2 separate regions of the Mus musculus genome follow, and region 1 is linked to region 2. A link is a loop called in an ENCODE intact Hi-C map of the cell type or tissue named here. Cell type or tissue: gastrocnemius. All regions are shown on one strand. Each heading gives the region's core, and the rest is flanking DNA. Links, peaks and the distances in the headings are about the cores only. Region 1 overlaps Dnaaf3 (dynein, axonemal assembly factor 3). Region 2 overlaps Rdh13 (retinol dehydrogenase 13 (all-trans and 9-cis)).

What was found. A loop is a pair of places that touch in the nucleus more often than their neighbours do. Peaks named below come from ENCODE experiments on the same cell type or tissue, not always from the same donor. Only the 100,000 strongest peaks of a DNase experiment are listed, where the experiment ranks them.
Region 1: it touches region 2 in a loop (2.3-fold over the local background); 17 of 42 quality-filtered maps call a loop at or near these places.

Annotation. Positions count from the first base shown.
Region 1 is chr7:4,522,818-4,525,725 of GRCm38, reverse strand. It overlaps Dnaaf3 (dynein, axonemal assembly factor 3), which reads left to right. Exons shown (of 12, transcript NM_001033548.3): 10 at 1,471-1,582; 11 at 1,714-1,788; 12 at 1,867-2,793. The coding sequence ends at 2,410. Among named protein-coding and RNA genes, the nearest start is that of Tnni3, 1.7 kb to the right of the region's middle. In gastrocnemius, for the core only: a CTCF peak has its summit at 1,313 (motif pointing right); a DNase peak (open chromatin) is centred at 1,309.
Region 2 is chr7:4,430,552-4,433,459 of GRCm38, reverse strand. Rdh13 (retinol dehydrogenase 13 (all-trans and 9-cis)) reads left to right here. Exons shown (of 7, transcript NM_175372.4): 5 at 1,826-2,038. Among named protein-coding and RNA genes, the nearest start is that of Rdh13, 14 kb to the left of the region's middle. In gastrocnemius, for the core only: a CTCF peak has its summit at 1,718 (motif pointing left); a DNase peak (open chromatin) is centred at 1,706.

The DNA of each region.
Region 1 (2,908 bases), core at 254-2,753, 92 kb before region 2:
TGGTTTGGGTCACAATTCCAGATATCTTCAGCTACAAGAGCCTGACTCAAAACAAAAGTAGAAAATAGGGAGTGTTGCCCCTTCTTAGAATTGGGAACAAAACACCCCATGGAAGGAGTTACAGAGACAAAGTTTGGAGCTGAGATGAAAGGATGAACCATCCAGACACTGCCCCACCCGGGGGTCCATCCCATAATCAGCCACCAAACGCAGACACTATTACATACGCCAGCAAGATTTTGCTGAAGGGACCCTGATATAGCTGTCTCTTGTGAGGCTAAGCCAGTGCCTGGCAAATACAGAAGTGGATGCTCACAGTCAGCTATTGGATGGATCACAGGGCCCCCAATGAAGGAGCTAGAGAAAGGACTCAAGGAGCTGAAAGGGTCTGCAACTCTATAGGTGGAACAACAATATGAACTAACCAGTACCCCCCAGAGCTCATGTCTCTAGCTGCATTTTTAGCAGAAGATGGCCTAGTTGGCCATCATTGGGAAGAGAGGCCCATTGGTCTTGCAAACTTTATATGCCCCAGTACAGGGGAATGCCAGGGCCAAGAAGTGGGAATGGGTGGGTAGGGGAATTGTGGGGGCGAGGGTATAGGGGACTTTCGGGATAGTATTTGAAATGTAAATGAAGTAAATACCTAATAAAAAATTGGAGGGAAAAAAAGAAGATAAGTATCCCAAGCTTTTGTCCCCGCTGGCAAGAACACACTCGGGACAACCGGAATCTTCTGCGGCAAAGCTTTATTGCTTACTTCTCAGGAAGACCCTGACCCCAGAAAATGGAGTCGCTTATATAGCCCTCAGCCATGGTGTTTCAGCACCTGATATGGCATGTCAGCTCCTGATTTGTTGCTCGCTCATCACCCCACTACTACGCCCTGAGATGGGCAGTGACTAGGAGTGAGTTCACTCTCGCACCTGCGTACAGGGCTTGTTTACTAGTTAGGCACAGCGGAGGCCAGCGCCATCTTATAATGGCGATTGCTCTCGGCACTGCTCTCCACAGATAAGGAGTGTAAATTCCAATATTCTTTGCAACTTGTGTGCACATCTCTTTGACTCTCAAGATTTATATTCATAGCCGGGCTGTGGTGGAGCACACCTTTAATCCCAGCACCTGGGAGGCAAAGGCAGAGGCAGGTGGATTTCTGAGTTCGAGGCCAGCCTGGTCTACAGAGTGAGTTCCAGGACAGCCAAGGCTACACAGAGAAACCCTCTCTCTCTCTCTCTCTCTCTCTCTCTCTCTCTCTGTGTGAGCATGTGAGCGCCTGCGCAAGCACACATGTAGGTGCCTTCGGAAGCCACAAGAGGGCACCATGTCCCCAGAAACTAGAGTTAAAGGTGGTTATAAGCTTGGGTTCTGGGTGCAAACTCAGGGTCTCTGAAAGAGTATCAAACCCGCTTAGCAACTGAGCCAGTTCTTCAGCCCCAGATCTGACCTCTTTCTTCCCTTCTCTTTCAGTGCCTGCTCAAGAACCCTTCACTATCCACTTTCTGCCTCTCGATTCTTCGCAGACTCTCCACCACAAGACTTGCTACCAGGGCCGGTTCCAGCTCCTCTACGTGTCCTGTGGGTAAGAGACCTAGGATTGGGCCCCAGTTTATTCGTTGTCAGAAGCCGGAACTTAAGCTTTGCAGTCTCCATCCTGCTCTGGACCTCCGTCCCCACCTGTGTATCTCAGCTCCTAGTCCTTTCTCTCCTTAGGATGGTCCATCTTCTCAGCCCTGAGCTCGGGGCTTGCGTGGCCCCCGGAGGGAACCTGGTTGTGGAATTAGCTCGGTGAGCCAGAGGAGTGGGGTGGGAAGGTCACAGCTGGGCCAAAAGCCAGGTCTCCTCACACACAGTTTCCCAACATAGGTACTTGGTGGACCTGCGGCCCAAGGAGTTGAAGGCGTTCTCTGACCGCGTTGTAGAGATAGCGCGGGTGGCTGGGTTCGCCCCTCACACTGCAACCAAACCCTCGGAGACTTTTGCGAGGTTCTACAAGTTAGGGGACTCCACTCCGGGTGGCGGAGACTCAGCTGTGGAATCTGGACCCGCGCCCTCCAAAGTGGAATCTACCCGCGCCCCTCTCCCAGAATCGATAAGTCCGCCCCAGGCTAACCAGGCCCCCTCTCTAGAGGCGATGAGCCCACCCCTGGCTGACCTGGCCCCACCTCTAGAGACAATGTGTCCACCCCAGGCCAACCAGGCCCCTCCTCTAGAAGCGTTGAGCCCATCCAAAGCTGACCAGATCCCACCTCTAGAGGCGATGAGCCCACCCCAGGCTAAGCTAGTCCTGCCTGTAGAAGCAATCAGCCTTCCCCAAGCCGACCTGGCCTCTCCTCCGGAAGTGATAAGCCCACTCCAGGAAGCTATGGCAACGTCCTGGGTGAATGCACCTCCAAAACATGTAACATGAACCCCAGGGACCACGTAGCCCACCTTTAACTGCTGAAGCAGGCCCAGGGATTGACATCACCAGCTCAGCCCACCTGCATGCGGTTTTACTCTGCGTTCCTTCTCAACCCCAGGGATATGACTAGAACTTCAAATTCCTTTCCTGGAACTCTCGGTTGTACTATTTGGGGGGTAGGGGTGAGGGTGGGGGATGGGTCCTAGACTGTTATCTGAGACTTATCCTGACAAGGATCGAAGGCTGAAGGGACAACCCTGGGCTCCAGATCCTCTCTTTTGTCTTGGGCCTTTCTTGACATGCTGCTTTTGGGAAGGACAAGGGCATAGCCTTCCTTGAATGTGATTCAAATAAAAAGCGCAGGGTCACCTCTGTGTGTCCTGTCCTCAGTCGGTCTCCAGTGCCAAGAAGGGTGGGAGCAGCAGGGATGGGTCCCGATTGTGGGTTTGCAAGTGGGCTTGGCTGAATTTCACAGGAGTGAAGGATAAGATCCTTCAAACTAAA
Region 2 (2,908 bases), core at 285-2,784:
GTCCCAATTGCATCTCATTTGAGACCTATGCTGGCCTTGAACTTGTAAAGATGACTGTAAACACCTGTGAACACTTTCTAGGTGCTGGGGTTGTATGTATATGCCATTTAGCCTGGTTTTTGTTTGTTTGTTTGTTTCTCAGAATACAGGGTCTTGGTATCACATTTTCTTTATCTGTTCATCCGTTGATGGTCATCTAGGCTGGCTCCATTTTCTGGCCATTGGACTTATTGCGGTGATAAGCACCCATGAGTAGGTGTCTCTGTGGTCCCTTGAGTTTTTGTCCAGGAGAGGTAGAGCTGGGCCATATGGTAGCCCTGTGTAGAAAAGTCTCCAAACTGACTTACATAGTGGTTTCACCAGTGTACTGTCCACAAGCAGTGAGTAAGGGCTCCTCTTTCCACACGTCCTTGCCAGCACTTGTCAGTTATTTTCTTAGTGATGGCCTGGGTTGAGATGAAATCTCAGAGTAGTTTCCCTGATAGCTAAAGAGACAGAAAACATTTTAAAATATTTGCTGGCCATTTGTATTTCTTTAGTTGAGAACTGTCTGTTCAGTTCATGAGCCTATTTATTAATTGGATGATTTTTTTCCTTAAACTTTTGAATTCTTCCCAAATCCTCATTCTTGCTGATAGAAGGCAAGAAGAAAGGAAGGAAGGCTATGAAAGGGAAGCTATCATTTCACCACCAGAAGTAGCTATGATTAAAACAAAACAAAACAAACCAAACCAACCTGGGTGTGGTGGTTTTAATGAGCATGGCCCCCATAGACTTATATGTTTGAATGCTTGGTCTCCAGTTAGTGGAACTGTTTGGGAAGGATTAAGAGGTGTGGCCTTGTTGGAGGAGATGTGTCATTGAGGTGTGTGTGTGAAAAACTTTCAGATCTTTCTTTGACACCGTGCCTGACTACCTGCCACCATGATTACCACAAAGTAACTCTCTAAAACTAGTCAAGCCCCCCATTAGATGCTTTCTCTCGTGAGTTGATTTGGTCAGGGTGTACTTTCACAGCAGCAGAACAGTCGCTAAGACACTGGGCTTGGTGTCCTGCGCCTCTCTGAGAGCTTGCTTGGCGGCTTTAGTGGAGGAGCACAGACACTCATCCACTCTTGATGGAAGGTAGAAGGGAATCTCCTTCAACCAAGTGTGCAGCTTCTGGATGTGTGTGAAACACTGGGGGAGGGTAGGGATGCCTGCCGCCCCAGATGGATCAGCTGAGATCAGATGTCAGAGCCAGCTTGCCCTCATATCCTCACTTCCTGCGAGGCCTCACGACCCGAGGTTGATCCCTGAGACCTACATGATAGAAGGCGAAAACCAACTCCTGAAGGGTGGCCTTACCTCCACATGCATGCTGTGACACGTGCTGTGACACATGTGCCCACCCCTACCCTAATAAATTACACTTGGAAAAAAAGAAAAACCAACTGAACCTAAATATAAAGATTTTTTTTCCTCCTCTGAAAACAAAACAACTCCAAACAAAACAACAAAGTGTGTGGTATCTAGAGGAAGAGGAGGATTACACTACTGCTGCGTATGAAAAAATAAAATAGTGGGGCTGGAGAGATAGCTCAGTGGTTAGGGGCACTGGCTGCTCTTGAAAAGGACTTGGGCTTGGTGTTCCTAACACTTACTTGTCATGGTCTCTTACAAACATATGTAACTCTACTTCCAGGGGATCCACTGCCCTCTTGTGGTCTCCACGGGCACTGCATGCATGTTTTGCAGGCACACATACAGACAAAAACACTCATACACATTAAGTAGAGAAAGAATAATTGCCATGAGGAAAAATATTTTCTTGTTCTTCATGTAGGGCATTTTCTATTGACAAATTTGCTGTTGGACAAGCTGAAGGCCTCGGCCCCATCACGCATCATCAATCTCTCGTCCCTGGCTCACGTTGCTGGGCACATAGACTTCGAGGACTTGAACTGGCAGATGAAAAAGTATGACACCAAGGCAGCCTACTGCCAGAGCAAGTTGGCTGTTGTCCTCTTCACCAAGGAGCTGAGCCACCGGCTGCAAGGTGTGTAGATGGTGATCTTTTCTGATCTTCTTCCTTCTTCACTGTGTCTAGGATAGTTCTATAGCCCTGAGCTGGTGATGAAGAGGCAAGTAGTAGCTTTAAACAATGTAGTCAAACGGATGGCACCTGTACCACCATGTCCCCTTCCAGTGCTAGAGACAGACATCACTAATAAATCGTGGTTCTAATGATTGCTCTTTAGTTTCAATCAGCCTGCCTTCATCAGACATGCTGATCTTGCTTTTCTTGGATAGACTTCTAAGCCTCTGGTGCTGAAAATCTGTGGTTGGGGACGGGGAGTGGTTTTGGTCCATAAGGGACATGTGTGAGTGCTTGCAGACATGTGTGTCACAACTGGGTCAGTGTGAGGTTGCTCCCAGCATTAGTGGGTTGAATTCAGGCATCCTCCTAGATGGTTCCCCCCGCCCCCCCCAATTCTTTCCAGTCTCAGGGATTAAAAAAGTTTCCCCCTGACTTCTTGCTTCTCAAGAGTTGTCTGTGACCAGCAAACAGTGCCAGGCACCCTTGGGGGATAGTCACAATTATAATATTTTAAACTCCAGTCCTCTGCTGGAGTCCAGAAATGTGGGTCTATTAGGCCTTCAGGGGAAGCCACACGACAGAGCCACCTTGTCAGGGGAAGCCACTGGAAACTGAGGTTTCAAAGCATGGAGGATAATATGGGCTCCAGCGTGGGAGGCAGCACAGGCTGGGGAAGACCCCGGGTGGAGTGGGGCCACCTAGTCTTTTTTCACTAGTCTTTGTGAGTGCCTGTTTGCAAGTGTGTGTGAGCATGTGCACATGTGTGTGGGGTGTGTGGGTGTAAGTCAGGGGACAGTGTTGGGTGTCATCCACTTGGCTTTTCATTTG